Regions from separate parts of the Mus musculus genome. Here region 1 is linked to region 2. The links are chromatin loops, found by intact Hi-C in ENCODE. Cell type or tissue: left cerebral cortex. All regions are shown on one strand. Links, peaks and the distances in the headings refer to the core of each region. The heading gives the core; the rest is flanking DNA.

The links. Peaks named below come from ENCODE experiments on the same cell type or tissue, not always from the same donor. Only the 100,000 strongest peaks of a DNase experiment are listed, where the experiment ranks them.
Region 1: a loop joins it to region 2, with 4 times the contacts of the local background. A loop is called at or near these places in 4 of 42 quality-filtered maps.

What each region holds. Positions count from the first base shown.
Region 1 is chr1:134,550,342-134,566,503 of GRCm38, forward strand. It overlaps Kdm5b (lysine (K)-specific demethylase 5B), which reads left to right and starts at 9,837. Exons shown (of 27, transcript NM_152895.2): 1 at 9,837-10,201. The coding sequence starts at 9,998. It also overlaps a transcript of Mgat4e not described here. In left cerebral cortex, for the core only: no CTCF peak of the experiment used is centred there; DNase peaks (open chromatin) are centred at 5,684, 6,141, 6,756, 9,815 and 2 more places; H3K4me3 peaks cover 4,033 bases; H3K27ac peaks cover 3,590 bases.
Region 2 is chr1:134,483,288-134,498,653 of GRCm38, forward strand. Klhl12 (kelch-like 12) reads left to right here. Exons shown (of 12, transcript NM_001311136.1): 7 at 460-566; 8 at 2,431-2,626; 9 at 3,723-3,881; 10 at 4,357-4,455; 11 at 5,648-5,834; 12 at 6,045-7,586. The coding sequence ends at 6,171. Rabif (RAB interacting factor) reads left to right here and starts at 11,352. Exons shown (of 2, transcript NM_145510.2): 1 at 11,352-11,522. The coding sequence starts at 11,397. In left cerebral cortex, for the core only: CTCF peaks have their summits at 10,472 (motif pointing left) and 11,886; DNase peaks (open chromatin) are centred at 11,315 and 11,851; H3K4me3 peaks cover 1,416 bases; H3K27ac peaks cover 1,255 bases.

The DNA.
Region 1 (16,162 bases), core at 5,051-13,050, 65 kb after region 2:
TCATTCTCTCTGGCTAATCCCAGCCTTGTGTGTGTGTGTGTGTGTGTGTGTGTGTGTGTGTGCGCGCGCACGCACGCGCGTGTGTCGCTGGATGTAGTGAGTCCTTATCTCAAAACAAAACAAAATGCAAACAAAGAAGAACCCCAAACAAACAAAGCAACTACCTCCAAAGCAAAAATTATAAATCAAAGTCTGGGAGAGATGGCTCAATGGTTAAGAATACTTGCTGGTCCTGCAGAGAGCCCAGGTTTGAGTCATAGAACCCACATGGAGGCTCAAACCAGCCTGCAACTCTAGCTCCAGGGAATCTGATGCTTTCCTCTGACTTTTACATGCATTACACATGCATGTGGTACATACATACATACATACATACATTACAAACAAACATGTAGGCAGAAAATATACATAAGATACTTTAAAAAATTAAAATTATAGATAAAATCTAGTGTGTTAGCATATGCCTGTAATCCTAGCACTTGGGAGTCTAAGGTAGGAAGATCCTGAATTAGACGCCAACATAGACTTCATTAAAAAGACCTGTCAAAAACAGGAAAACAAGCAGGCCTTTAATAATACAGCACTGGGGAGGCAGAGGCAGATCTCTGAATTCAAGGCCAGCCTGATTTACAGAGTTCTAGGACAGTCAGGGCTACACTGAAAAACACCATAATAGGTAGGTAGATAGACGATAGATAGACAGACAGATAGATAGATAGGAAAAGAAAATCCTAAATCAAGTGAGATTCCCTCCTCTTCTTGCCATTCTACGAGGGCCTCTCACTGCAAATAAAAGAAGGTCCTGCCGGGTGTGGTGGCGCACGCCTTTAGTTCCAGCACTTGGGAGGCAGAGGCAGGAGGATTTCTGAGTTTGAGGCCAGCCTGGTCTACAGAGTGAGTTCCAGGACAGCCAGGGCTATACAGAGAAACCCTGTCTCGAAAAAACAAAAAACAAACAACAAAAAAAAAGAAAGTCCTGGTTCCTGGCTATGGCCTGCCTGTGAGGTTTCTTTTTTCTTGGAGGATGGCCTGTAAGGCATATAGGACTCTGGAACATGTGGTTCTTTTAGAATGCTCCTGTGTAGGTTTACCCCATTGCTGCTCCTTCCCTGCCACTGAGCCGGGAGCTCGGATGTTCTCTTTGCTGCCCGGCATCAGTCACTGACTAATGGAGCCCAGCGCCACTCAGGACCACTTCGGACCTTCCCTACCTATTGGGTGGTCTGTTAAGTTTTCCTGAGCATCTGTTGGTATGATTATTGTCTGTCACCATTCACTAGCCTAGAATTATAAGCTACAGAAGGGCAGACATTTGGTACTATATCTATAGCATTTTGCAGAGAGTACCTGGCCGGGAGAACCATGCTCAACAAGTCTTTTATATTAGCTCATGGGCTATGAGAGACTCCTAATAGTTGACAGTAATCTATTCATCAAAAAAACACGATGACAATGCCAGGAGCCAGAGAAGGGCTATGGGCAAACCATGGTTAAAGCACGCAGGGGAGTTCAGGATAGCCAGGGGCTGTGTAGAGAAACCCTGTCTTGAGAATGCAAAAATTAAAATAAAAACAAATAAAAATTAAAAAAAAAAAACCAAACAAACAGCAGATTATAGGCCCAGACAAACTAGGCTAGAATCTGCTTCTGCTTAACTTTTTCATGTGATCTTGGTCAAATGACTCAGTCTTTCTGAAGCCCAGCTCCTCCCCTATCAAGGGAAGATGACAGATGACTACCCTCGAGTGCCTATGGGTTCTTTTGTTGTTTAAGACAGGATCTCATGTAGTTCATGATGGATATGATTTTATTCTGTAACTCAGGCTGGCTTTAGACTCCTTACTTGTATTGGCAACCCATAACCCACAGCTGCAGATCCAGGGCTCCAGTGCTCTCTATGGGCACCAGGCACACGCGTCCATGCAGACAAAACACTCATATACATAAACTAGTGGTGCCCACCATCAACCCCAGCACTGGGGAGACCGGGGCGGTGGATCTCTGAGAGTTCAAGGCCAGCCTGCCTTAAATAAGTAACTAAAGAAATAAAGCAGGTTTGAACTTCTGATTTGTGAGCTTTCACCTCTCGAGGGCTAAGATTATGGCTCTAGGGTTTTTGTAAGAATTTAAAGAATCATCCACATACTCACTCTTGGCATGTACCAGGAACTCCATGAAATTGAACTCTTCTATATAAGGAAGCTCTCACTCTTGCCTGGGTCTCACTAAGTAGCCTAGAGGCTGCCTTGACTTCATGCCAATCCTCCTGTCTCAGCCTATCAACTACTTGAATTACAGGCAGTTAACAGTCACCACTCTCTGCCATGGACGTCAGCTTGGCCTTCTTTTCATCGAATGTTTGAAAACTCCAGCTCCTTGATTTCTACATTGCTGTCCACATTGTAATTTTGGATATACAACTACTCAGAGAGACTGTCTGTCTGTCTGTCTGTCTGTCTGTCTGTTACTGCCAGATTCCTATTTCTCTGAAGGATTTAGAGGAGGCAGAAACAAACAAACAAAATCAAAACAAATCAGAGAGAATAAATCTGAATGAGACCTGACACCTCTTTAGGTCCTTGTTAGCATTGCAGTTAGGGGCGGTTGTCAATCTGCCCCACAGTGTTTGTTGGTCTTGGATGGCCTCGCTAAGGACTTGAATTAGGCTGAAGTCAGAATTCTCCTCTAATCCTGGGAGGATGAACCATACCTGCAGGTTGGAGATGGTGAGGAACACATCCCCCTTTGTGTCCTTGTTTCTTTGGGGACTAAGTGAACTCATCCGCCCACGGCTGTCATCTGGCTGATGGAGAGACTGGTGCTCCACACAGTCTGGCCACATTGTTTGAAAATCTGAATTAAAAAAAAAAAAAGAAAGAAAAAAGGAGAGCTCAAAAAATTTCAAGTTAGTTGGGCCAGATTTAATTCTAGGCAGAGAGGCAGGGAGATCTCTGTGAGTTCAGGCCAAGTTTACATTGGAATACCAGGCCATTCAGGGCTATATAGCAAGAGTCTATATAAAAGGGGTGACCAAACAAAACAAAACAAAAAACCAGTGTGGTGGCACACACTTGTTATCCCAGCATTTGGAAGGCAGAGGAAAGAGGATCAGGAATTCAAGGTTATCCTGGACCACATAGTTCAAGGTCAGCTCAGGATACCATGACTGCCCATCTCAAAAACCCCAAACAAAACAAAAACTGGAAGAACTTACATACATCTTGGCCTTATGCTTGGCATTTATTTTGCCTAAGGTGTTATGAGATGGAACACAGCCAAGGTGGGGGGAGGGGGGTTGAGTGGGGAGTGGTAATACTGTCGTTCCCAGCACTACCAATCAAGTTCTGAGTGAGACTACATAGAGAAACTCAGTCTCAATAAACAAAAACAAAAACAAACAACAACAAAAAGATGTGGATCACAAAGTGGCTCCTGGGTGTGACAGGCTGTGAACAGAGTGGGGAGGGGGTGAGGGGAAGAATGCAAATGAGTAAGCCACAGTAAACCTCAATCAGAAGAGCCATGGTGTAATTCCTGGCTTTCTATACCGTGGGGACAGTGTTTCGGGGGGGTCAGCGAGGAGACAGGGGGGAGGGAGGGTCAGTGGCTGAAATTAAAGATTAGGTATTTGAGGCTTGCTATGGGTAATTTCTAAGGGCTCTCTAGGGAAAGAAAACCAATAGGATTTGTGCCTATGTACCCATATCATACACATACATTTGCATCACTTAGATATATCCATATATCAAGAAAGAGACCGATTTGAAGGAATTTGTTTAAACCACATACATTTATTGACATTTCTGGAAGCTATATGTCCAAGATCAGAATGTTAGCTTGTTATTGGGACTCTTTCTCCAAGGCCTTTCTCTCCCCTTGGCTTGTGCCTGGTGGCCTTCCAGCATCACCTGCTTGTCCCTCTGTACCTTCGTACATCTTTTTTAAGTTGCCAAAACTGTTGGAAAAACTAGCCTTAGAGCAGTCTATTCTCAAACACAGTCCATCATGGGTCACAAAAAAATCAACTTCACAAGGCTCAACCAGCATATAGGTACATCACTTATAAGATTTTGTGAAATGGTTGCTCCTACGTAAACAAAACACCGGAGATTTCTACAGTCAGGGTTTGTAGCCACAGCAGCCTAGAGGAGTTGTGGGACCCAGGCAGAAGGTGAAGGTACAGCTGGTGGGAGATGAGGTGAGGTCCCCGTGTCTGATAGTTTTCAGAAGCCAGCCTAGTGTTTGGGAAAGATCAAAGGCCGGTGCCGACTGACTGCCATTCTCATCCTGGCTCAGCTGTTATCAGTGTGATCTTGGCTGATTAATGGGAGTCTCAGTTTCTCTTTTTTCATACAGGTTGGTGTGTCTAGTAGACTATGAATGACTCCTGGCTATTGGCCCTGACTTTTGATAGAGCAATATTGCAGTATTTCAGCTCTCTCTCTCTCTCTCTCTCTCTCTCTCTCTCTCTCCCCCCCCTTTCTATGCATTAGTTGTTCGTGTCAGGGAAGGAAAATGTAAAAACAAAAAAAAGGGAGTCACGCTGTGCTGAACATACAATGTAATTTGGTTGGTTGGGGAATTTCAATTAGATACAGAGAAGGTTCCAGCGTGTTATACCCCAGATACAGAGAAGTCTAAACACTTGCGCTATCTGAGGGACAGGACATGCTGAGAGGAGTTAGGAGCAAAGGGGGAGTATGACTTTCTCCTCACCCTTCAGGAGCACAAGATTGCTCTTTGCCTCAGAACTAAGGGAGGTTGAAGCAGGAGGATTGCTGTGAGTCTGAGGTCAGTTTGTGAATCTGAGGCCATTTTGAGCTGCATAAAAAGACCCTGTCTCCAAAACAAATCATAAAAATATTAAATACTGTTCCTTGAGAGTCTCAGGCCTCCAAAGTGGTCCAACCGGAATGGGAAGAAACACCTGAAGCCCAAGCCTTGGTGAGGGTTACCTTGCCCCTCCCAGCCCCTGTGGGTAGGGCCAGCACCACCGTGGGAACATTCCATATGAGTGTCTGATCCACACAAGGGTCTAGTTCTTTGGGTCTCACACCCAGTTACACCAACGGTGTACGGTTTTCTGCCTTGCAGTTGAGCTGCTGAGTCAGCAGAGATTCTGGGAGTGGCGAGGGGCAGGGTTTGGGACTATACGTAGCTCTGCTGTAGTTCCAGTCTAGGAGAGGCCTTCCCCTCCTCCCCTCCCTTGTATGTGTACCTCAGAAATGTGTAGGGGTGAGGCGGTGGTGGTGTTTAGTTAAAAGATGCTTCCCCAAGACCAGACCTGCTTTCCAAGGTCAGAGCCCATAATGAAACCCTTTATCATGGTGTCAGCCGGGGGTGGGGACCAAGAGAGTACAGCTATCCCACAGGGAAGGCCTTGCAGCCGAGAGGGAGCGATACTGGTTCCAGTGGAATTAAGCAGAGGAGGGAATGGGGAGGAAGCTTTATCTCACTATATTCACACACTGTGTGGGCTGCCCAACACTTCACCACCGAGTGAGACGACTAGATTCTTCTCGGTGTCCAGCCCAAAGCTTCGACCTCAGACAATTGGAGTCACAGAAACTCAAGGCCCTTTCTACAAATATTTGTGGAGCAACTCCCACGTGCCTGGTACTGACTTTACACCTTCCCTCTAGCGGCTTACCAAGGGGTGGGGCACGTGCTGAGGAGTTAGCAGGGACTCCGCTGGGAAACGGATGCCGAGCTATAAAACTATCAATAAAGAGTAGCAACGAGACGTTTTGGAAAGACACAAAACAAGCAAAGCAGACGGACATCCCACGGTTGCCCCAGGAGACACCTGACACCAAATATTCCAGAGTACAAAAGGTGCTGAGTTCTGATATCACTGAACTGGAGATGAGAAACTGAGATGGTGCATTGCTGATACTTGGGAAAGCAGAGGATGGGGACGGGAAAATACGGGTAGTAGTAGACCCAACGCACTAACAGTAAGGCCAGGGCGGAAGGAAGGCACACGGACGGCACCGGAGCCCCGTCGAGGCAGCAGCGCTGTGGAGGGGGGTGGGGAGCAGAACCGACACGTGCGCTACGTGCTGCGCTAGCCGCCGCCCCCTCCCGGGCTTCTGGGGAGCCAGGCCTGCTCCCCCCGCCCCCCATCTGTGGCTCAGACCCGGAGCGCCGCGGGAGGGGTGGGGGCGACATCGACGGAGAGCGAGAGGAAAAGTCCTTCTTCGCGTTTGGAACCCAGAAGCCTGGTCTCCACTGCACGGCGACCGGAAGGAGGACCAGCGCCTCTTAGACCAGCAGGCAGATTTAGGGCACAGGCTGCGCCCTTGGGGTGCAGGCCGGAGTTGGAACTCAGCCTGCTGGGGGAGGTTGAGGTCTGACGGCTGAGTGGGCCGGATAAAGACATCGATCCCTAGGGATGTATCCAGAGGCTCTCCAGCACTCATGGGGTGGTTGGGGGACGGAGTCCGGGGCGGAGGCGGAGTGTTGTCCAAGAGTAAGGAGGGGGGTTCCTGGAGACGTGGCACTCTGAGCGGGCTCGGTTTTACTCCGGGCGCCGGGGCTGCAGCCCCTCTTTCCCCGAGAACCTGGCACTGTGGCTCCGCCCAGCCCTCGCTCCCAGCCCTCTGGGAGCCTGAGACCAGGCACCTCCAGGCCCGGGTTACCCAGGTCCGGCCTCTGGGGCGTCCAGCCGGCCCTGCACTAGACAATGCGGGCCGGGCCCCGCCCCCGGAGGCTGAGTCGGCTCGGGCCGTGGCCAATCATCGCCTGTGGCTAGGCTCTTTAAAAAAAGAAGAGCCGGCCGCGGTGTGGCTGTCAGCTGGAGAGGGATCCCTCCGCCCATGTAAACACACATCATAAAGGGCAAGGGGAAGCGTCTTCTGAGGGGCGGGGGAGCGGTTGCCTTTAAGTAGAGATCCCTCTCAGGCCCTAGGTTCTCTTGACTAGGTTGGCAACCGCCGACTCCCTCAGCGTCTCTCTGGGTTGATCTGTAGCATCTCATCATTTAGGATCACTACCAGAAATGGAGGAAGCAGCACTAGTAGACCTTGAAAGTTGGGAGAGAAGATGACTAGGTCATAGTCAACTGAGAGACTTCCTAAGTTCGTACCTTCCAGTTACATACCCACAATTCATGTCCAGAGGTCTGAAAATTATAACCTACTTGGTTTGTAGGATGCTAACGTCAAAGGTGAAAGTACTGTCCTTTCCCAAAGCAGAGAACATGACAGAAAGTCAACTCCAGGAAGACCCCCAAACACACACAACGTTTATAACATCCAGGGTCAGGGCCAAGAGCGAAAATAAAGGATTTTTTTTTTTTTCAGTCAATATGACAGGTCATCTGAAATCTTAGCCTTTGGGAATGAGGTCAGCCTGGGCTTCATTGTGAGTTCCAGGCCAGCTTTGGCTACAAGTATGCAATCCCATTTCAATTTTTCCCCCTCAATACATTATCACGGAAAAAAAAATCAGCAAGGTTTAAAAATATGTCAAGCTGGGTGAGGTGACACGTCTTTAATCCTAGCACCTCCGAGTTAGAAGCCAGCCAATATGTGAGTTTCAGGCTAGTCAGAGCTACATAGTGAAACCTTGACTCAAAAATGTGGTAAATTCTATACTTCTTCCCTAGGTTTCCCACGATTTTATAACCTGCTGTATCACCTCATTTTACAATGATTTTTTTTTAATGAACAGATTATTGTCTAAGACAATATTATTGTCTTATTTTATTATTATTTAAGACAATATATGTCTTATTCAGGCTCCAAATCCCTGTAGAGCTAAGAAAAGTTTTGCCTTCTTCAAGAATTGCTGAACTGTTTTAGAGGCCAGGTACTTCGATAGAGCTTATTAAAGACTGGGGCTTTTCTCCCCTTCACTGAAAAATGTTTTGTATTTTTTATATTTAAAAAAATTTTTTAAATGTGTGTTGAGCTGAAGGGGTCTGCAACCCTATAGGTGGAACAATATGAACTAACCAGTACCCCCAGAGCTCATGTCTCTAGCTGCATATATATCAGAAGATGACCTAGTTGGCCATCATTGGGAAAAGAGGCCCCTTGGTCTTGCAAACTTTATATGCCCCAGTACAGGGGAATGCCAGGGCCAAGAAGTGGGAGTGGGTGGGTAGGGGAGCAGGGCGGGGGAGGGTATAGGGGACTTTTGGGATAGCATTTGAAATGTAAATGAGGAAAATAATAAAAAAATAAAAAAAATGTGTGTGTTGCTTGTAGGGGCCAGGAGAGACATCAGAGCCTCTGAGGCTGGGGGTGAAGAGGCAGTTGGGAGCTGATGGGCATTGATCTGGAAACTAAGTTTACATCCTCTAAGGCGGAAGCAAATGCCCTTAATCTGCTGAGCCGGCTCTCTCTGTCTTTGATGCGGAAGCTCATTATGCAGGTCTGGCTGGCCTGGAACTTTGTGTAGGATTAAAGGTGTGCGCCACCACATCTAACTTCTAACTCTTTCCATTTTTAAGCTGAAGAACCATGGTCTCTGTGTGATAGGATATATCTGTAATCCCAGCGTTTAAGAGGTAGAGGCAGGAGGATGATCAGGAGATCAGAGTCATCTTTGGCTATGTAGAGAGTTCCAGGCCAGCCTAGGTCACATTAGTCCTATTAAAATCTAAACCCAGAGGCTGAGTGATGGTCTATTCTGAAGGGAGGGCTGTGGAGCCACTGATCCTTCCTTATACAGTGGCAGGCAGTCTTTCCACGAGTTTGGTTGCTTTCTAGATTAAAGAAATCGCCGGGCGGTGGTGGCACACGCCTTTAATCCCAGCACTTGGGAGGCAGAGGCAGGTGGATCTCTGAGTTCGAGGCCAGCCTGGTCTACAAAGTGAGTTCCAGGACAGCCAAGACTATACAGAGAAACCCTGTCTCGAAAAAACAAAACAAAAAAAAAAAAAAAGAAATTATGTTTGTGTTCAAGTTCTACTTATGACCTGACTTTTTCTGGGGCCATCCCCCATCTTTGGATTTCATGGTTACTTAACCTCTCAGCTCTTCCATTGCTTCCTCTGAAACACTCTGATCTCTTTCTTTCCTTCAGACCTGTTGTACCTTTTAGCCTGTTGAAAATCTTTGTAGCAGAGACATCTCAGGCTCAGCCTGTTCAGGGGTGAATACATCTTCCCTAGAACATGCTCATGGATGCTTGTCCCAGGGATGCCATCTGTCAGACCCTTAGTACGCTATTCTTCTGGTCCCGTCCTAGTCTAACTTTTATTTCCTACAATTTCACTTTAACCTATAGCGCTGCTGAATTTATTTAGGCCCCATCATTCCTTGATTGGATTATTTCAAGATGCTTTTGCTCAAGTCCAACCTTGTATATGTGTAGATTTCTGTGCAACAACCCTACTTTCCAGTAAATAGACTGAACTGTTGGATTTGGTCAAATGCTTAATCCCCTCACAGACTAAACAATCCCGAAAAGCACTTGCACTTTACACAGTGTCTAGGATAAGCAAGTGCTCGAAGAGTTATTGCTCTCCTCATTACTCTATGTGTCTGTCCTTGCTGCTCCTTGTGTTCAAGGTGTTTTCTCTACCTGGAGAATCCTCCAATTTCAGTACTCTGCTTCTCGGGTTTTACTAAGCAAATCTTTCGTGCCAAAATATATGACGTGATTGATGGATTGTAACTCTGTTCTCCCTACTAGACTGTTAACTTCTTGAGAGGAAGAATTCTGAAACTTCAGAGGTTAACTGAAGCATTAAGGATAAACATCCCAGGCGGAAGGCCCCTGCCCCTCCCGGCTAGGGGGCGGGGCGAGACCTGGCTCGGGGTGGCAGCAGGGACTTTTTTCCTCGCCGTGGCGGCGGAGGAGCACTGCGTGGGGTAGCGGCAAGACGTCGTCGGAGGAAGGCTGAAAAAGCCCTAGGTGTTGCCGTTGCTAGTAGAAGTCGGACCTGTCGCCCGAGCTGTGCGTCTGCACGGGTTTCGGACGGAGCGGAGCTCGCTGCCGCGGTTGCGGAGCCTGCCCTGTGCTCGCCCCTGCCCAGGTCGCGGTGATGGAGCCGGCCACCACGCTGCCCCCAGGCCCGCGCCCGGCGCTGCCCCTCGGGGGCCCGGGCCCGCTGGGAGAGTTCCTGCCTCCCCCCGAGTGTCCGGTCTTCGAGCCGAGCTGGGAAGAGTTCGCGGACCCCTTCGCTTTCATCCACAAGATCCGGCCCATAGCCGAGCAGACTGGGATCTGTAAGGTGCGGCCGCCGCCGGTGAGTCAGCCAGCACCCCGGATCCTGCTCGCGGCTGGGGGAGGGAGCGAGGACGCGCGGCCCGGGAGGCCGGAGGCGCGGGGGCGGGGAGCGGTCGTCCCGCGGGCCCGGTCAAGTTTGGGGTGGCTCCGAGGGTCGGAGATGCGGCGGTGGGAGGAAGGCGCGGGGGCCCCCGTCCCGGGTGGGATGTGGGCCGTGAGGACCGCGGGCTCCGGCGGGGCGGCCGGAGGGGGCTAGGTCGGTGCGGCTCCGGGGGCTGGTGCGCTGCACCGCCCGGCAGCGGTGCGGGCTGGAGTGGTTGGCAGCCGCCGGGGTGGTCGCTGGGGAGTCCTCCCGAGCCCGGCTGAGACGCGGGCGCGGAGGCAGGGCTCTGGGCCCGCACGGCTCCGTGGCTGGTCCTCGCCTCCTTCTCGGGGTGCGGGGGTGTGTGATGGGTGGGGGTGGGGGACTTGCGAGTTGTCGTGTGAGGAGGAAAGTTTTCAATATGGCGGCGGGAGCCCCTGGTCCTTTGTGTGGTGGCGGCGTCGGCCCGAAGCTGCCCTCACCTGAGCGCCCCACCCTCCGGACCCGGGTCCCCCACCACCACCTGGTCCCTCGGCCTCTGGGAGTCCCCAGGGCGAGCTGGGCCAGGGGGCGGCCGGCGCTACTGGGGGAGGGGAGGAGCCGCTGGGCCGGTCTGGAGCGGCTGGTTGAGTGGTGGTGGGGGTGCAAGGGTCGGGGTGGGGGGACGACACTTTGAGGATGGTGGGGGCAGGCCAAGCGGCGGGGGCCCTGATGCTCGCAGGTCCTGGCGGACGCTCCCACACGGACTTGGGGCCGGACTGCTTTGCTCCCGGCGCGGGGGGGGGGGGGAGGCCTGGCTGGGGCTGAGGTGGAGAGGCTGTGCTTGTAGGGGAGATGTCAGACGAGCTCTTGGAGATTTCATCCTGGTCCCTAGCTTTCCCTACTCGGCCTTCCCGGCGGGGGCTCTAGCGCCTCGAGCTTGGGGGGCTCTGAGGGGTGGGGTGTCCCCAAGACGGCCCTAACGGCTGCAACGTCCGCGGAGAGCCCGGCCCACTCCTTCCCCGTCCCCGTCCCCCTCCCCGTACCCCCTCCCCCCGCAGCCGGAACTGGATGCGCTGCGACACCCCAGGTTTTTCGCCTACCTTTTGGGATGACCTGAGTCTGAGTTGGCCTAAACGACCGTTGGACCGGCCGGGTCGGTTGGAAAGGTTTAACTGCCTTGCCTACCGTTTAAGAATTTTCTATCTTTCCCTGCTCTCAAGTGAAAAAGACCCCCCCCCACGCCTTTTACCCCTTTCTCCCTTAAACTTGCTCTATGTAATGGCATTTTGATTTAGGGGATTGTGTACGTAGACGTTCTAGAAAAGATGTTTGCGAGAGATCCCTGAATAAAGCCTTATCCTTTCACTACCCCCACGAAAGAAAAATTAAAACACAGATACCATATTTTAGTTGCTCTTGGACAACTTTGAAAGCAGAAATGAAATGCCTCAGAAAATAACTGGCCAGGTCAGCTAGTATGGGGGGAAATGTTTGGAAATAGATTCATTTCTTCTGGTGAAATGGACAGAGGCGATGGAAGGTTTCTTTTACTGTAGAGGCCTGCAGAAGTTACACCCTTGCCTGGTTAGACCTAGGGTTTTGATTCTGAAATGTGGACCACGTTTCAAACATTGAGCGATTTAGCTTTATCTTAATGTACCAGGAAAGATGAATGTGACTGTTGCATGCTTGCATTAATGGGATTTTTATCTAGAAATTAGGAAACTTGACAAAGTTATTAGAAACCAAAATCTAAGAGGAGTTAGGATCCTGTGAGTTGCCCTCCATGTTGGCATTGTGGCGCACTAGGACTGGGTAGGTCCTTTTTCTTACCGACTTTGCCTTTTATAGAGCTATTTTCTTCGAAAAATAGTTGCTTTGGTTAGGTTTGGCTACCCATTTCCTCATGTGGGCTAGCAGCTTAATGGCAGCCTTTAGGATTTGTGCATTTGTTTTGCTTTTTCCCATTCTGAATTGTCACACATGATGGCCACCATTTTCTATTGAGACTACTATATACTACAGCCTGAGAGGAGAAGGGGTAAAGAGGAAGAAATAATGTACAAACATAACTGTTTTGGAGCCTCCTTTGTGTGAAGGGGACTTGCTTCCTCCTTTGTTTAACAAACTCCTGTGTCAGTGTGGAAGAGTTTGCCAGTATTTGCTGTTGATAGAACCACAAAAAGAAAACCCAGAAGTTGTAGCTCTTGAACAGAGGGGTCCTGGAACAAAGGCTTCTTAAGAGACCATAAACAGTCTTTGTTTGGGAAATGTTTTGTGTTAGGAAAGCTGGAACAAGTGGTTTCATATAGTTGAAATGTGGCAACAAAAAAAAACCTCTAAGAAATAAGAAATATTTTTTTATGGTGCAGTCTTTTTTTATAATTCCTCTATCTAAATTTCTGTTCATTGAGATTTTGGAACTCTAATGGCAAAATTTGAATGATTTGGAGGTTGTGGTATACTTTTAGGGGGAGAATTATAAAAGCGTTTCTATTTCCTTTTGTTCTTAGCTTTAATTTTTAATTAATAGTACTTGAATAGCATTGGTCTGTACCTAGTGAGGGTCTTAAGCTTCTTTGCTTTTAAAGCTTAGGGTGTTTACATTATTTTGTGTATGAGTACATAAGAGTTAACAGAAATTTGTGGAAATACAAAACAGCAAGGTAGCTGATGAAATGATGAGTCAAGACTGTATGCAAACCAAGTTTAAGACAGTAGCCAGAAGAGTGAGGAGAGCTAGACGTACTTTCCGAGGTGAGACATTGACTTAATTTTACTTGTTTTTTATTTTCTATAAAATGCAAGTATTAAATGTTTAAGTACAAATGTTATTTTCACTGTGTAGTATTTGGCTGCTAAGTAGATATTTTCTTGATTTTTTTTTTTTTCCAATGTGATAGAAGTGTGCGATAGCGTTCAGATACCTAACAGCTGCAGTTAGGCAGAGTCCACAAAATTCTCCTTCCTTAAAGGAATGACCAAAAGTCAGATTTAAATCAAGCCCCAGATGGCACAATAAAGACTTTTTTTTTTTTAAGTTTTTAACTTCTTTTGGTTGTTTTGAATCCTCATCTCCATCTTTATAGCCATTACATATAAGACTGTTGGAATGAAGTTGGCATCTTGGAGTGAGTGAGCTTGTTAATTCCACTTGGAGAACAAGGAGGAACTTAAAATACACTTTGTAAGAAATGCTAATTACAACATTGCTTGAGGGGTAGGAGCGTGTCTCATTTGGCTGAATCCTTGAACTCAGGCCTGCTGGGGTTAAAGGTGTGTGCTGGGGTTAAAGGTGTGTGCCACCACACCTACCTCTTTTTTTGGGGGGGCGGTGTCAAATGTGGAACCCTGCCTGTCCTGGAACCCTATCTATAGACCTGGCTGGCCTTGAACTCTGAGATCCACCTGCCTCTGCCTCCCTAGTGCTGGGATTAAAGGTGTGTGCCACCACTGTTCAGCATTTTGTTTTGGCTTTGCGTTTTGTTTGTGTACATTTGCATACATGTGTGCATAATATACTGCAGTGCACCTGTTGAGGTCAGAAGACAGTTTGTAGATGTAGAACTCTGGACTGTCATTTGGGTTCTGTAATCAAATTCATGAACTTGCTTATTTAATTTGGAGGGCAGTAAAAGTCAAGGATGTTTGGAGTACAGGAGTGGGTAGGCAAAAGTTTGCTAAAATGGCAACTTATTTTTAGAGTGTTTAAAATATATATTAAATACATAGATATGCATATAGCCATATATAGTCTGTATAGTTTATGTGCAATGATGGGATCATTTTATAGACTTGCCACCTTTTATTTTCTTTGTGATTGATTTTTACTTTGTGTTTGGCGTGTATATATGTGACCATGGGCATGGCTGTTGTCCAGAGGCCAGAAAAGGGCATCGGACGGACCCCATGGAATTGAGTTAGAGAGGGGAGTGATCTGCCATATAGGTGTGGGAACCAAACTGGGCCCTTTGCAGGACCAGTGCCCTTAGTTATTGAAGCATCTGTGCAACCACTCATTGCTGTCTTAGTGGGTTTACATTAGCACTTTAGAAAGAAGTGAGGGCTTAGTGTGACAGCATACCAGCCTGATCAGTTCCAGGCTGGAGCTACATAGTAAGAACCCACCGAAAAACAAAACAAAACAAAAGGCTGGAGAAATGGTTTAGATTAAGAGCATTTGTTGCTCTTCTGGAAGACCCAGGTTTGATTACCAGCATCCACTTGGTGGCTCACAACCATCTTTATCCAGTTTCACCAGATTGTTGTTGTTGCCTTCTGACTTCTACGGGTATAGGCACTCATGTGGTGTTCATATATACGTGCAGGCAAACACTTAATATGTGTAAGTCTTAAATATTTAAGGGATGAAGAGTTGGCTGTATGATTAAGAGTTATTTACTGGCCGGGCGTGGTGGCGCACAGCACTTGGGAGGCAGAGGCAGGCAGATTTCTGAGTTTGAGGCCAGCCTGGTCTACAGAGTGACTTCCAGGACAGTCAGGGCTACACAGAGAAACCCTGTCTCGAAACCCCCCCCCCCCCAAAAAAAGTTATTTACTGTGTGTGCAAACATGAGGACTGGAATTCTTAATCAAATATCCAAACAGCCACATAACAAATTGGGTGTGGTCCATATTCTCTTGTAACTCTAGCACTGAGTGGGAAGTAGACAGGAGGATTGCTGGGGTTTCCCTGGCTTCCAGCCCTTTGCAGAAAGTGATGGAGGACTGTACTTGGTGGCCTCTGGTGCATGCTGTAGCACACACACATCATACATGCAGCACATTCACACATGTACACACATACTCTTCTTACATAAGACTTTGAAAATCATTTAAATCTTTTTTCCTGGATATAAGAATACTTTTTTGATAAAGCCATAACTACCAGGGTAGAAATGAAGTTTAAGTGTTTATTGTTTGTTTGTGCCTCTGTTTGTGTGGAAGGAAGTGAGCAGGTGCACACGTGTCCTGCTGTCCTGTGGAGGTCAGAGGACAGCTCTCAGGAGTTGTTTTCTCAGTCCACTGTGTTTTGGAGCCAGGTGCTGTTTCTGCCAGGTGTGCTTCTGGCTAGCTGTGGAGAAGGCTTCAGAGTGCGGTGTGACCACAGAGACATGCCACCGAATCTGGGTTTTATATGGGTCCCAGGGATAAACCTCAGGTTGTCGGGCTTGTGCAACAAGTGAAAAGTATTTTCACTCACTGAGCCATCTAGCTCTCAGTCCCCTAACTTCTTTTTTTGTTTGTTTGTTTTGAGTCAGGGTCTTTCTGTGTAATAGCTCTGGCTATCCTGGAACTCTGTAGATCAGGCTGGCCTGGAACTCAGAGATTCACTTGCTCTGGCCGTCCTGAGTGCTGGGATTAAAGGCATGGGCTAACATGCCCGGCTCTGTTTTGTTTTTTTTGTTTTTTGTTTTTTTTAAAGAAAAAAGTTACTAGTATGGAAAATAATTGCTGTAGCTATTTTTCTAGATAAAAGCAAAGGGCAGTATTCCTGGAATGAGGACCAAGCTGATTGATTGTAGAGAAGATGAGGTTTTGTCCTGTTGCGGTTACACAGGTAACATTGCAGCAATTCAGAGTGAGCTCTCTAGTCTTTAATGCGTGACGGTCACGTGCCTAGGTGAGCGTGGGGTTATAGTGCCTGGGTTTTAGCCAGTGCTTTGGTTGCCTTTTACAGTTTTCAGAACTTGTAAAGAAACTTGACCATTTTGGGAACAACTGTTAGCAGGTGTAGAGGTGTGGGGAGTGGGTGGTCGGATTTCCTGTCTGCCTTGTTCCTTTGCTGGAATTGGCCATATTTTATATCAACTAGTTTGGAAGGGACTTTCTGCACAGATTAGCCCTTTTGTCTGACAGAACAGTTGAGGGTCAGGAGTGCTCAGGGAAGAGAATGAAGTAGCCTTTCTAAGATTC
Region 2 (15,366 bases), core at 7,367-15,366:
CAATACATTCATTCAAACCTATACACACAGACATTCGCAAACACATGGAAACATAAAATAAAATATAGATAGATACCTTCCTATTACACAGCTTTATTTTAGATTATTTCTCAGGCAAATACAAAAACAACCTAGGTGTGCCTGGTGGCACAGGCTTGTAAGCTAGCTGCGTCAGGGATTGAGACAAGGCTTGTAAGTTCAAGGCCTGCCTGGCTATACAGAGTGAGTTCAAAACCAGACTGTGTCACTAAGTAAGACCCAGTCTTGAAATAAAAAGTTTTAAATGTGATGTAGGAGTGGTTACAGGTAGTGGTAGAATACTGAGGTCCTTGATCCAGTACCTATTGCCTCCAAAAGAAGACAACAGTTTCCTGTGTGAACCTTTCTACTTAATATTTTCCTGTAAGCAGTCACCTAGCCAGGGTGAAGTAACCTGCCTTTTCCTGCCTTTGTCCTTAGGAGCCAATGAAGTGCTTCTGGTGGTTGGGGGCTTCGGAAGCCAGCAGTCTCCTATTGATGTGGTAGAGAAGTATGACCCCAAGACACAGGAGTGGAGCTTTTTACCAGTAAGTCGTGGTGGAACCATTTCCAGCAGAGTTGAAATGTCATTGGCTCCTGACACTAGCTCATATGTGACAGCTTTGAGAGTAGAAAAGCCTCAGAACAGCAGAATGCATGTCCCTTCCAGCCATGCTGTAGCAGAATGCATGTCCCTTCCAGCCATGCTGTAGCAGAATGCATGTCCCTTCCAGCCATACTGTAGCAGAATGCATGTCCCTTCCAGCCATGCTGTAGCAGAATGCATGTCCCTTCCAGCCATGCTGTAGCAGAATGCATGTCCCTTCTAGCCATGCTATAGCAGAATGCATGTCCCTTCCAGCATGCTGTACGGGTTGTTCTATGTGTGTGTCTACACATGTGGGCATGTCTGTGCCATAGCCATCTGTGTGAAGGTCAGAGAATCATTTTCTTTCTTTTTTTTTTTAAGATCTATTTATTTTATGTATATGAGTACTCTGTAGCTGTACAGAGGGTTGTAAGCCTTCATGTGGTTGTTGGAAATTGAATTTTAGGACCTCTGCTCGCTCCAGTCAACTCTGCTTACAAAGTCCCTGCTCAGTCTGGCCCAAAGATTTATTATTATGCATAAGTACACTGTAGCTGTCTTCAGACACCCCAGAAGAGGGCATCAGGTCTCATTACAGGTGGTTGTGAGCCACCATGTGGTTGTTGGGATTTGAACTCAGGACCTTCGAAAGAGCAGACAGTGCTCTTACCTGCTGAGCCATCTTGCCAGTCCCAGAGAATAATTTTCAAGAATCAAATGTGGGTTATCAGCCTTAGCAGCAGACACCTTTACCCAGCAAACTATCTTGCTGGTCCCCTTTTATTTGTTTGTTTGGAGACATCTCACTGTGTATCACTTACAGGCTCCTTACTTCCTGAAACTGTCTTGCTGACACACACTGGCTGTGTAACCCTGGCTGGCCTCACGCTTACAGGCTTTCCTCACACTCCTGAGCCAGGGTTGCACACGGAGCCACCACACTTGGCTTGTTTTTTGAGATAAGGTCTTGTTGTACAGCTCTGGCTGGCCTGATACTCAATGTATAGCCCAGGCTGACCTTAAATTATGGCAGTCCTGCTTCAGGCTGACAAATGCTGGCATTATAGGCATGTGCCACCACCATACACAACTTAGTTTCTGACTGTTCCAATTAGAAGTTCTCATTGTGCCCGACGTGGTGGCACACACCTTTAATCCCAGCACTCGGGAGGCAGAGGCAGGAGGATTTCTGATTTCGAGGCCAGCCTGGTCTACAAAGTGAGTTCCAGGACAGCCAGGGCTATACAGAGAAACCCTGTCTCAAAAAACAAAACAAAACAAAAAAAATTCTCACCGCAGAAGTGTCAGTAACCATATATCGTTTAGCTGCCACCACCATTAAGGCTGCACAACTTATACCATTGTTCATGCTCTGCTAGATTGAACTTGGTTATGTTGAATCTAACTCCTGTTTGACTGAAAAGTTAAGTCTCATTTCAGCATTTCAGTACTTTACAACCAAGAACCATTTCTGAGGAGACATGGAAAACCTTTGAAGCGTTCTTATCCTTTAGGGTATTTCAGACTGGCTCCAGGATTAGCAGTATGCCTGCACTTTTCTTATGGAAAGATATTCAGTCTCTTAGCTCAGTGCCTTAGAGAAGACAGTAGAAAGCCATGGTGTCTTATATAAACTTCCCAATGAGGCAGAAGCATTTCACTCTATAGGCATTCACCATCTAGCCCCTCAGGATGAACCCCGAAGGGGGTTTCCGATGGCAGGGAAGAAGCAAAGAAGATTAAACCAGGCAGGGTGCAGGAGAGGTGGGACTAGAGTGTGCCCATTTGAATGGTATTACTCCTCTTCTTTCCCAAATCCACAGAGTATCACTCGCAAGAGACGGTATGTGGCCTCAGTTTCCTTACATGATCGGATCTATGTAATTGGTGGCTACGATGGCCGTTCCCGCCTCAGTTCGGTGGAATGTCTAGACTATACAGCAGACGAAGATGGAGTGTGGTACTCTGTGGCCCCTATGAATGTGCGGCGAGGCCTTGCTGGAGCCACCACTCTGGGAGGTAGGTTTGATAACAAACAATGTTTCATGTGCTCTTCTACTGTATTGTAGGAACATAATTAAATGTCTCATTTCAAAGGCTCATTCTTGCTTTTAGAAATGTCTTTGTTAACAGAAACTATTCATTATTTGTAGACTTTTCAATTCTGACTACAGACCTGGTGCTTCATGTTTTGTTATGTTGTGTGGTAGTAGGTACTGATGATGTTTTAGAAACTCCGAGTGGACAGTCCAGATGCCTTTAGTATTCCTCTTTTGTTGTTGTTTGTCTTTCTAGAGAAGAGTTTCTTTGTGTAGCCATGGTTGCCCCTAAATTCCCTTTGTAGACGAGGCTGGCTTTGAACTCAAGATCCACCTGCCTGTGCCTCTGGAGTGCTGAGATTTAAAGTGTGCACTACCACCACCCAGCTCTTTTTTTATGCCAGGTGTGGTGGCGCACGCCTTTAATCCCAGCATTCGGGAGGCAGAGGCAGGAGGATTTCTGAGTTCGAGGCCAGCCTGGTCTACAAAATGAGTTCCAGGACAGCTAGGGCTACACAGAGAAACCCTGTCTTGAAAAACCAAAAAAAAAAAAAAAAAAAAAAAAAAATTAACATCTTGAGATGGAGTTTGCTAGATTTCCCCGTGTAACTCACCCTTGTTTCAAACTTGGGCTTACCAGCATGGGCTTTAAATGCTTGTTTGTACTGCCTTTCTTCCTTCTGAGACTTACATGACTTACCATTTAAGTCACGTAAGTCTCAGAAAATATATACAAAATATACATTTACAAGAATGTGCTTATGTAGTATTATACACTACCATATATAATTAATATACACCATGGGAAATTTAAGAATAATAAAAATCAACTTGAAGAAATATAATAATTTGTTTGCCTGGGATGAGTTCTGAAATAGCTAAGGCTTAACTTAGTCTGTAGCCAGGAATGGCCTTGAACTCCTGAACCTCCTTCTGAACCTCCCAAGTGTTGTAATTACATTCATGTGTGCAGTCCCTCTTCCCCCATCTTAACAATGGGTAATTTGTAGAGATAAAAGTTGTTAGGTATTTTTCATTCTTAATTTAACAGTCTATAATTTGTTCACTCTGAGCAGATATGATTTACGTCTCTGGAGGCTTTGATGGAAGTAGGCGTCATACAAGTATGGAGCGGTATGACCCAAACATCGATCAGTGGAGTATGCTGGGAGATATGCAGACAGCTCGAGAGGGCGCAGGACTAGTAGTGGCCAGCGGAATAATCTATTGTCTAGGTATGAGCCTGGGATGGGGCTGGAGAGAGCTTAGTGGTTACAGACTCTGGAGGGCAGAATTAAGTGCATATACTTGCATCAACAAAAACTCTGACTTTTCTCAATATATTGTCCATGAATAGGATTATATTTTTCTTGTAAGCAATATGTAGGATGTTGCATATTCTCTGACCTGGACCTCTGGAAAAAATAGAACTGAAAGAATCAGTTGAATTAGGGCTAGAGAGATGGCTCAGCAGTTAAGAGCACTGACTGCTCTTCCAAAGGTTCTGAGTTCAAATCCCAGCAACCACATGGTGGCTCACAGCCATCTGTAATGAGATCTGATGCCCTCTCTTCTGGGGTGTCTGAAGACAGCTACAGTGTACTTACATATAATAAATAAATAATCAGTTGAATTACTCACAGAAGGCCAACTAAGATGAGCCTGGTAATCTACCTTTCTCTTTGGAATGTTCTCCACTTTGTCTTTCAGGAGGATATGATGGCTTGAACATATTAAATTCAGTTGAGAAATATGATCCCCATACAGGACACTGGACTAACGTTACGCCTATGGCCACCAAGCGTTCTGGTAAGACCAAACCTATGAAGTGATGGTTTAATTACTGGGTGTGGTATCAGTAGGACAGAACTGTAGTTCTTATTTCACTGTAGACCCATTGTGAATGTGAGTCACAGTCCAGTCTCCTCCACCTCTGCCTTCCCTACAACATTAGGATGAAGGAAGGTAGGTTAAACTTTGAGCTAGATTGTCCATTTGAGGACAGCGATTCCTTATTCTTTAGTACTTTTTTCTATTCTTGTAGTTTGACCACTAGCCTCATTTTGTGTGTGCAGTACATGTTAAATAAATATTTTTGTACACAGACCTGTTGAGGTCTATGTCTTTGCTTTTTGTACTCTTTGGATGTTGATGTCTTGCTGTTTTAAAGACAGGGTTTGCCTGTGCAGCCCCGGCTGTCCTGGAACTCACTCTGTAGACCAGGCTGGCCTTGAGCTTACAGAGATGCACCTATACCTGCTTCTGCCTCCTGAGTGCTGGGATTAAAGGCGTGCACTGACAAACCTGGCTGGACTTTGTTTTGAGGGTCCTACTGTGCAGTCCTGGCCAGTGTACAAGTTGCTATGAGGTGATCCTCCTGCTTCTGGCTTCAAGTTATACCACTACACTCATTGGTGATTTTTTTTTTTTAATCTAAGATCTCACTGTATGTAGTATATAGCTCACATTAACTTTAGACTCCAAGTAATCCCAGGATTGCACACATGTGACATATACCTGATAATAAATGGCAATAAGTATTAGATAAAATCTCTAATGCCTAAAAATAATTTTTTTTAAATTCTGAATACTGCACGCAGGGCTTTGCATATACTAGGCAAGTACTCTATCATAGAGGTACATCTAACTCTAACAGCTGAGAACTCTTAGTTGAATAGGCTGTGATGTAACTGCCTCTGGACAGAGATCACAGCAGAGCCATGGCCTTGGTTCCTCTCATTGTCTCTAACACAGAAGAGAGATAGACTGTGAGTTAGTGACAGCAGAGATGAGACCCATGTCAGTCTTCTGCTAGAATTTCAGGCCCTAACCTAAGGGTTGACCAATGCACACACTGACATTTGCTGTATTACACTGTTGTAGTGCTTTGACATGTGTGCATCCCTCATCTCCACAGTGCAGCCGTTAGCGGCCGTGTTTGTTACTGGGTTCAGATGCTAGGCTTACTGCCATTCATGTGCTGATGCTCTCTTTTCCCCAGGTGCTGGAGTAGCCCTACTGAATGACCATATTTATGTGGTGGGGGGGTTTGATGGTACAGCCCACCTTTCTTCTGTTGAAGCTTATAACATTCGCACTGATTCCTGGACAACTGTCACAAGTATGACCACGCCTCGATGCTATGTAGGGGCCACAGTGCTTCGAGGGAGACTCTATGCAATTGCAGGGTAAGGGTTTTGAAAGTGGGCTAGAATCATGTATCCAAGGCAAGAAAGAATCCATTTGGGATGGAGGTGAAATGTGTGTTGTGGGGAACAACCACTGGGGCTGTTTTTTCATTCCCGCCCCAGTGTGGGGAGTGGGCCCTTGTAGACAAGTGGTAGGACTTGTATGTAAAGTGATGGAGACCTCATTTCTTTCTTTGTTTTTCCCATCAGATACGATGGGAATTCTCTGCTGAGCAGCATTGAGTGTTATGACCCTATCATCGACAGCTGGGAAGTAGTAGCCTCCATGGGAACCCAGCGTTGTGATGCTGGTGTGTGTGTTCTCCGAGAAAAGTAACTGTTATTTTAACACCAGCTGGAGCCAGTGACTACTCCAAGGAACAGTTTGTGGGAGAATCAAGGATCCTTTCCAGAATGTTTATTCCTCACTGTGTGCACAGGGGGATTCCAGGCACCAGTGCTGAGATGATGATTGTACTTGTTTGATGCACACTCTCCTTCGCACTGGTCATCTTGCTCAGAAGCATGGGGGGGGGCAGGTACTCCAGGGAAGAGAATGCACGTTTGGATGTGGGAAACCAGATCATGGCTCTCTGTGGTCTGAGGAGCACTTTCTTACTGTTTCTAACTTACCATGTGCTTGGGAGGATGTATGTATGTATGTTTGTATGGATGTATGTTGTGCCTCATATATTGCAGAGAATAAGGTGAGTATGGCCTGCTAGATGTGGGCAGTGTCCATCCTAGGTGATTGGAAGGATATCAGTTTATACAAGCTTGGTAAAATGAAAGTCTTTTTCCCTCTCAGAAGCAAAAATACCTTTTCTAAATACAGAGGTAGCTCAAGCCACCACAGTTCCTTGCTGTAGGAAAACACTATCACTGTTAAAATTTGAGAGGCCAAGAAGGAAGATTCATGCTGTCCTCACTTAGGAAGACATTGTTGGTGCAGAGATTTGAATAAGTGGCTGGAGCTGAATGGAATGTAGGTGAACCCAGAAGATCACTGAAGTGTAAATTGGAAGGCTGGAAAGGACATGTTATTTGATTTCACAGTCTTTCTAATGTAAAATGTTGTACCATCTTGGCACTGGAGACTTGAGAGATTAACAGTGGAAAAGGTTAGAATAAGAGATGCTGTAAATGTGCAGAGTTCAATATACCTGTGGTAAACTAGAAATATCTGTGATTTTACAATTGTCTTAGTCCCTGCCAGGGCTCCTATAGCAGTGGCAGTTTGGTCTTCAAATGGGTGAAAAGACCATCTTCCTGGCGAATCAAGTGCTACCACGTTACTACGCCTCCACACTATTTATTTGGGGATGGGTGGGGTGGCTGCAGCCTAGTAGTTCAGGTACGTGATTACTGCCCTGTTGTTTAGGGCACACTTCCACTAAGGAGTGCTTAAGACTGCTGTGTGTGGTATGTTCAGTTTTCTTCCTGCTATATCTTCTGTACCTGTCTTTACAGTGTATTTTACTCATCCTGAAACAAAATAATCAAGGACAATTGAAAATCTTTTGTTAGTTTCTATACCTTCGTATAGAATGGCAGTTCTAGGCACCTCTGTGTCGTGGTGAAACTCTTGAGTTACTGGTATAGCAAATAGGAGAATGTGGCAGCCTAAACTGGGCTACACTTTCCTTTTGCTCTGGAATCCCACTTTTCCTCTTTCCTTGAATTGTGTTTGCTGACAGAGTTAATTTCCTTTGTATTTTTTTAAGAAAACATTAAAATGGACTGTCTCAAATGGCTTTAAGAGAATTTGTGGGTAGTGCTGCCTTCAGCAGACATGTTGAAGGACATCTAAGCTCAAGGTCTTTCATCTACCCTGTTTACCTTATGCCTGCCAACAAGCTCAGCTGCTTCTCTGGCAGCATCAGTAAAATGTTTGCCCAAATTTGTTGGATTTATTGTCCTTTCACACTGTGAATCTACATGAAAAAGATGCAGGAGCGCATGAGGTGGCGCACACCTTTAATCCCAGCACTCGGGAGGCAGAGGCAGTTGGATCTGTGAGTTTGAGGCCAGCCTGGTCTCACAGAGTGAGCTTCAGGACAGTCAGGGCTACACAGAAAAACCCTGACTCAAAAAGCAAAAAGATAAAGCAGCAGCCTTGAGCAGTTTTAGCACACATGAATTTTAGGGTTTTAGTCACTCTAGTAGACTTACGTGTTTGCTTCAGTTAATGGCATGTGATCATACAGATAGCTGTGTTACAGGGCTTGCCACACAACTGAGCTCTGGCTGTCCTGAAAACTTGATATGTAGACCAGGCTGGCATTGATCCACCTGCCTCTGCCTGCCCAATGCTAGTATTAAAGGTGTGCACCACCATACCCAGCTAAAACCACAAGTCTCTCTCGGTCTCAGAGCCAAGAGAAAGCAGGACAAGAGGATCAAGAGGATCAAGCTATTTGTCTGTAGCAGATGTATGTGCCAGCTTATTGAACCACAGCCTGTGAAATGTGGTTCATTTATCTTAGAGGACCAGGGAAGGTTGGCGGGTAGGAGAAGAAAACACAAGAGAAAGAAAGGGCTGATAATTAGCTCTCAGGCATCAGTGCTGGTTTCTGAATTTTGAGCCATGTCCACAGTTCATGCACTGAAGCCACCACTGAACAGTTACAGAAAACCAGGAAATAAAATTCATTGATTTTTTTAAAAATTTGCATAGCTTTACATGAAAAAAATATGTTCATAAACAGAATTCCATTCATTTGCTCTTTCCTCTTTAAAAAAAAAAAGTATGTGACTATGTTGCAGGAAATATTAAAAAACGAATTGGCATGTTCCTGCCCCAGTGGCCTGGTTGGCCCCGCACTGGAGGGCAATGGTTGACCTGTTGTTATCTCATGAAGACTCTCTGCCTCAGGGCTCCAAAATCTCTCCACCCAGCTCGCTAGGTTCTCACTGGCAGGTCACTACCACACTAACTCCATGCTTCAAATCCCCCACGGCCTTCGTGGTACACCCTGGGCAAACCCATGCTTTGCCGCCATACCTTTCTCTCTTGAACCCAGACGAGCTGCCCTCTGAACAAACTTAGTTCAGAAACGATGGTAATTCAGTCACTGGGCACAACAACTAAAATCCTAACCTTGTAAGCCTTATTAAACCTAAATTCTCTGGTGGCGAAACCTGACGCATGCTCCATTAAAACCGGGAGACACTTGTAGCTGCGTCCTGTCCTCATGCTATCCCCATCCAAAAAAGCCTAACTCTCTCCTGCTTCCTCTCTTCCTCTGTCCAACACGGAAGTCCCACTTACTCGCCCAGTGATTGGCTCCTTTATTCGTTAGGTGATGGTTCACAAGAAGTCACCTGAGTACATGACTCATTCCTCATTTGCATCGAGCAAGTGCTTCCCGGAAGAGTGGAATTAGCATCAAAATACAAGCAACAGCATGAATGTGTATGTCTATGTAACCTGTACACCCAGTTGTAGGGCCTATGGAGGCCTTTGGAAGGGCAGTGTCTGCTCTTAACTACTGAGCTGTCCTTAAGCATCCCCTTTGTGTGGTAGAGGCAGAGGATAGCCTCAAGTATTGTTCCTCAGATACTATCCACCTCGTTTTTTCCTTGTTTTAATTTAGTATGAGGGTAGCTGTGTGTGTGTAGTCAGGACAATTCAGTAGAGTCAACTCTCAGACTTTTATGCAGGTTCCAGGGATCTGACTGCAGTTGCCAGGCTTGCGTATGCCATTGAGTCCCCAAAATTTCTAAATTTTGTCTCTGCCCATCACTAGGATTACACGCTAGTGCCACCATGACTGAATTGTTCTCATGCTTGTAAAGCAAGCTGTTCACAGAACTCAAGATCAATCAGTTTCCTAGCCCTGGGAAACTTTATTTGTATGATCATCATCTGAGTTCTACACAGTTCTGTCATAGTTAAATCCATTCCCTTATGACGTAAAGTAACTGATGTCCTAACCTTTACACTTTTCCACCACTGTCTACTTTATCAGCAGCTCTTTCTGAAATTCAGATGTGGTTACCACAGTGCTTAATATAGAGCCAATTATTGGCAAATATTGATGTGTTTCTGTCCCCAAGCTCCATAGATTTCCATATCTTGTACTGTAAAGTTCAGTTTCCTTAACATGCATCAGATCCGTGGTGTTGAGGGGGCATATTCTACCATTCCGATCTCATTAGTACAGTCTCTCTCTACGCAGAAATATGCTTTAGTCGCTGGTTTACAAACCATTCTTAAGTTTGATCCCTTTTTTTGTTTGTTTGGTTTTTGTTTTTGTTTTTTTCAAGACAGGGTTTCTCTGTGTAGCCCTGGCTGTCCTGGAACTAACTCTGTAGACCAGGCTGGCCTCGAACTCAGAAATTTGCCTGCCTCTGCCTCCCAAGTGCTGGGATTAAAGGCTGTGCCACCATTGCCCAGCTTTAAATTTGATCCTTTTCTAGTGTACCCTGTGTCTAAAATCTTTCATTCCTGACAACCAAATGGTTAATTAAAATGATACCTACGGGGCCTGGAGAGATGAGTCATGGTTGAGTGCCAGCTGATGACTGTTCTTTCAGAGGATCTGGGCTGGGTTCCTGGCACCCATGTGGAAGGTTACAACAGTCAGTAACTCCAGTTCCAGACATCTTGTGCCCTCTTCTGGTCTCCACAGGCGCAAACACAATGCACTTACATGTAAGCCAAACACTTATAAAAAATATCTTTAAATAAATAAGTGGGTGTGCAGTGGTTGTGCATGCCTTTAATCCCAGCTAAGGTGGCCAGATCTGTCTGAGAACAACCAGGGCTACACAGAGCAACCCTGCCTTGAAAAACAAATACAGAGATAAAAGACCCAACATCCTAGACAGCTGTTTCCTAATCCATTTCTGAAATTGTTCTATTATATTTGAGTCTATGACCTTCTCAGGTTACTATTCTCACATACACAATGTCCATCATCATGTAATGTGGGACTAACAGGGGAGCAAGACTGCATTCTAGAACAGTAAGGTGGCTTAATTCCCTCGTTCTGATGTCCTATACACATTGCAAACCTTAGCCTTCTTCCTGTATTATGCCCGAGGGCATACCCTCTAAGGAAATGACGTTTTCAAAATTACTATAAGCAACGCTTTGCTACCTAATAAATGGCCACTATTAGTCTAGGCTTAATATTATCACACTTTTCGCAACACTAAATGTACTAAGCATTATACATACTTCTTACATAGAAAGCAATTGTTTTGTATCTAAATCTTGCTGAGGTGTGACCTGACCCGAATTATCGCCATCTACTCATGAGGCAAGGGAAATATCCCAAGAGTTAGTGGTAAGGCTAGCCATAGTGATTTGCTTAGGCCAATATTAAGGGCGCCTGGGAGACCAGGTATAGTGAAAAAGGATTGTCACAAGTAACTCCTGACACTTCCGTCCGGCAATAGAGAAAGGCGCCTGCGCAATAGAGTTCAGACGCCTGCGCAGAGGTACAGCGAGAGGCACGGGCGGGGCGCCCCCAGGGACCTGCGCCAGCGTAGTTCCGGGTGAGCCAGCTCAGATCGCGCGTGCGCCGTTGTGGCTGATGGTGTGGCGGCACGGCGATGGAACCCTGCGAGCTGCAGAACGAGCTCGTGTCAGCCGAGGGCCGGAACCGGAAGGCGGTGCTGTGCCAGCGTTGTGGCTCTCGGGTGCTGCAGCCAGGGACTGCTCTTTTCTCTCGCCGGCAGGTAGGAAAGTGCTTGATGCTGCTTAGAGTCGCGCTGTCCTGAGCGACCCAGCGGCTCCGGGTTGCTCCTGGTTCCCAGGTTTCCGGAGACCGCGCCCTTCCTTGCGCGTCTTTGCCCCTCCCCGCGTCGTGAGGCCCCGCCCACTGGCTTGGTTGGGGACTGGGACCCTCGTGTCGAGGCACAGTTGCCTGGTCCCCTAAACTGTTCTCTCTCGCAGAGTACTCCCTCAGAGGGTGTGCCTGTCCTAGGCGGCCCACCCGCCCCCAGGCTTTGGGTATCCTGCGCGAGCTAAGGGACGAACCCTAGCCCCCTGTTTCCTGGAGCTCTGGCTAACCTGCTGTACCCCGCAGGTGTATCTCCAGCCACCACTCGGTGTCGCCCCAGGGCACCTAAGAATCACTGGATTTCCTTCCCACCATAGCTTTTATCCATCTTTCAGTCCCTACTTGTCTCATTTGCTTCTCCCCAGAGGAGCTCCAGGATCAAGTTTGGTGGAGAGAATTCACACCGAGTGACTGCTAGTACCCAACTTTTCTAAGTCCCCCGAGATACAATTCCCAGGACGAGGCATTTCGAATAGATTTCGAAGGTTAACCATTCTTTTCTTGCAGTTAGGACTTTTTCATGTAGGATTTTGTGTGTGTGTGTGTGTGTGTGTGTGTGTGAAAGGTTTATAAAGTTAAATTTTAATTAAAGTGAAAGAGAAAGCACACTCCTGATGATAAGAGGTAATCTGGAATCTGAATCCTAAGGGTCCCCCACCCCCGTGTGTGTGTGTGTGTGTGTGTGTGTGTGTGTGTGTGTGTGTGTGTGTGTATGTGTGTTTAAGTTGTTTGTTTGTTTGACAGGGTCTCCCTATGTAGCCTTGGCTGGCTTGGAACTTGCTCTGTAGACCCAGCTGGCCTCTAACTTAAGAGGTCCACCTGGACTCCCCACTGCTAGGGATTAAAGGTATGAGCCGCGTATGGTAGGGTTTTAAAATAAGTGTCTTAAACCACCATCACCCCAATGAGAAAACTGAAAGAAAAAAAAAGTTTCTGAGCCCTTTTTTTTAAGTGTAACATGCGATCCTATTGGATAGTACAAACTAAATTGCTTTCAGACCCTCATTATAAATGGTTTGTAAGAAGCCACTGTTCTTTCAAGTGGTGGAGAGTCACATACAGCAGTGTCTGCTGCAAGAGCGTGTTCTGATGGCCTTGTCTGTGGAGTGGGTGGAAGTCCGTTTTAATAAGAACTACTCGGACAGGTAGTAGAGTTCTCCACTTATTTTGTAAAGTTAGTGGCCTTGCGGAGGGATGGAGCTGAGCCAGGGAACTGGATCCTGACCTGCGCACTTATTAACACCGGAAGAGCTGTTGAACCTCCATGACCTTGCGCTTGCTCCTTCTGACCAAGTTGATGAATAGGGAGATTTGGCACTGTGAGCACAGTGCCTCCTATATGGGACAGTTCTTGTTCTCGAATGGCAGCTTGCCTGCTTGTGTAAATTGACAGAAACTTAAATGTTCCCGAATGGCATGTGGTGGCCTGCGCCTATCTTAGCACTTAGGGCTGGCTACCCAGTGAGATCAAAGCTAAAAGGGGTACATAATGAGACCCTGTCTGTGAACTGAGTAACTCTTTTTTAAAAAGTCAAGACATTTCTTAAAAGAAATTTTGTAGTAGTCAGGTGTGATGGTGCACACCTTTAATCCCAGCACTCTGTGGGGTAGGCGAGCTCAGTGAGTTAGAGGCCATCCTGGTCGACATAGTAAGTTCCAGGTCAGCCAAGACTATTACACAGAGACAAACTTATCTCAAAAGACCAAAAAGAAGAAAGAAAGAAAAAAAAAGATAGTTTATAGTTACAGTTTTTGTGTCATGTGTTTTAAATAGATGTTTCATAGGAGGGAACCTGTAAGCAAATTAAACTGTATATTACAAATCATATTTTGTTTCTCAACAGAGTACCTTTACAGAGAACAAACCATTTGGAACACACATTTTTAAAACTGAATCCCTATGAAGTGTCAACATGGCTCTTTAGTCGTTCCCTGGACTGTTGAGAAATTACTGTGAGGCCAGTCTAGGCAAGCTGACACTCCGCCCTCTTAGGGATGACCTTCCAGGAGGCAGGAGGAAAGTGTCTGAGCAGTCTGGTTCTCTCTGTAGGCTGACCTCAATATAGGAAAAAATTAAAAACAAAGAGAAGATGCGAAGATGCCCTTCCAGGCCTAGAGAGTTGGCTCACTGGTTAAGAGTTCTTGAAGCACATGTCAGGTGTCTCACAGTTCTTTGTTGCTCCAGTTAGTTGGATCTAGGGGATCCAGCATCTTTTTCCACCCTCTGCAGGCACCAGACATGGGTATGATACACACATGCAGGCAAAGCGCTCATAAAGTAAAAATAAATAAATCTTTAAGATTATAAAAGCAGTTCTTGCCAGGCGGTGGAGGTGCACGCCTTTGATCCCAGCAGTTGGGAGGCAGAGGCAGGCGGATTTCTGAGTTTGAGGCCGGCCTGGTCTACAGAGTGAGTTCCAGGACAGCCAGGGCTACACAGAGAAACCCTGTCTCAAAAAAAACCAAACTTTAAAAAAAAAAAAAAAAAAAGCAGTCCTTTCACCATTTAAGAGAACCTGGAGAGAGACAGGGCATGAAGAGGTCTCCTTAGAGGTGGCCCATAGCATTTTCACCTGTAAGGTAGTCTAGTGTAGTCTGCATGGCAAAGCTCTGAAAACCATCCCAGCATCGACATGATGCAGGACCTGGTGATAACTCTGCCGTGCATTTCATAGTCTAAGGCAGTATGTTTTCCACCTGGGAGTAAGTTTTTCCCCAAAGGGAAAAGTCTAGAGACAAACACAGATATTTTCCATGGTAAGAATTGGGAAGGGGTATTACTGACTTCAGTAGGCTGCTGTCTTGTGTCATGTGAGGCTACCCCTCAGAGCTAAGAATTCTTTGGCCCAATTTTTCAGAAAGTCAAAGTTCCAGAAACCCTAGACCCTACATTGCAAATATCTGGCACCTCTGCTACCTCAGTTGACCTCTTGGTACCTTTTGCTACTTACACCACTAGACTCTGAGGGCCTGTGTCCTATCCACGTGTGTATCTTCTATACCCAGGCTGTGTGCATAGTGAGAACTTAGGAAATAATTTGGTCTTCATAAAAGCTATTAGTCTGGGGTGAATAACGGATTATTATTGATATACTGGATCAGAATTTTGTGGTTTTACCCTCCCCTCCCCCCTTTCTAAAGTCAGAGTCTTATAAAGCCACGCCAGCCTTGAGTTCTCTGTGCGACCAAGGACGGTCTTGAACTTAACAATCCTTCTGGCTTACAGGCATGGACCACTGCCCCAGTATGTTCTCCTGGGTATTGCACTTATGATAGACTTTATGCCTGCTTGACAAGAACTTTGCCAATTGAGCCACATCCCTGGTTCAGTTTGATTGGCACCTTTACTCCTGTTTGCAGCAGACAATCTGGGTTGTTTTTTTTTTTTCAGTCATAGAATCGGTTCCCCATAGAAAATATTCATACCATACTCTCTCTCAGGACCAATTTCTTTTGTTTGTTTGTTTTTTCGAGACAGGGTTTCTCTGTATAGCCCTGGCTGTCCTGGAACTCACTTTGTAGACCAGGCTAGCCTCGAACTCAGAAATCCGCCTGCCTCTGCCTCCCGAGTGCTGGGATTAAAGGCGTGCGCCACCATGCCCGGCTCAGAACCAATTTCTGTCCTACTTCAGTTCCTGTGATTTGATAAAGGCTGGACCAGAAGCGCTTGGAGAGGAGAGGGTTCGTTTGGTTACCTGTCCATTAACTGAGGGAAGCCAAGACAGAAACTCAAGCAGAGC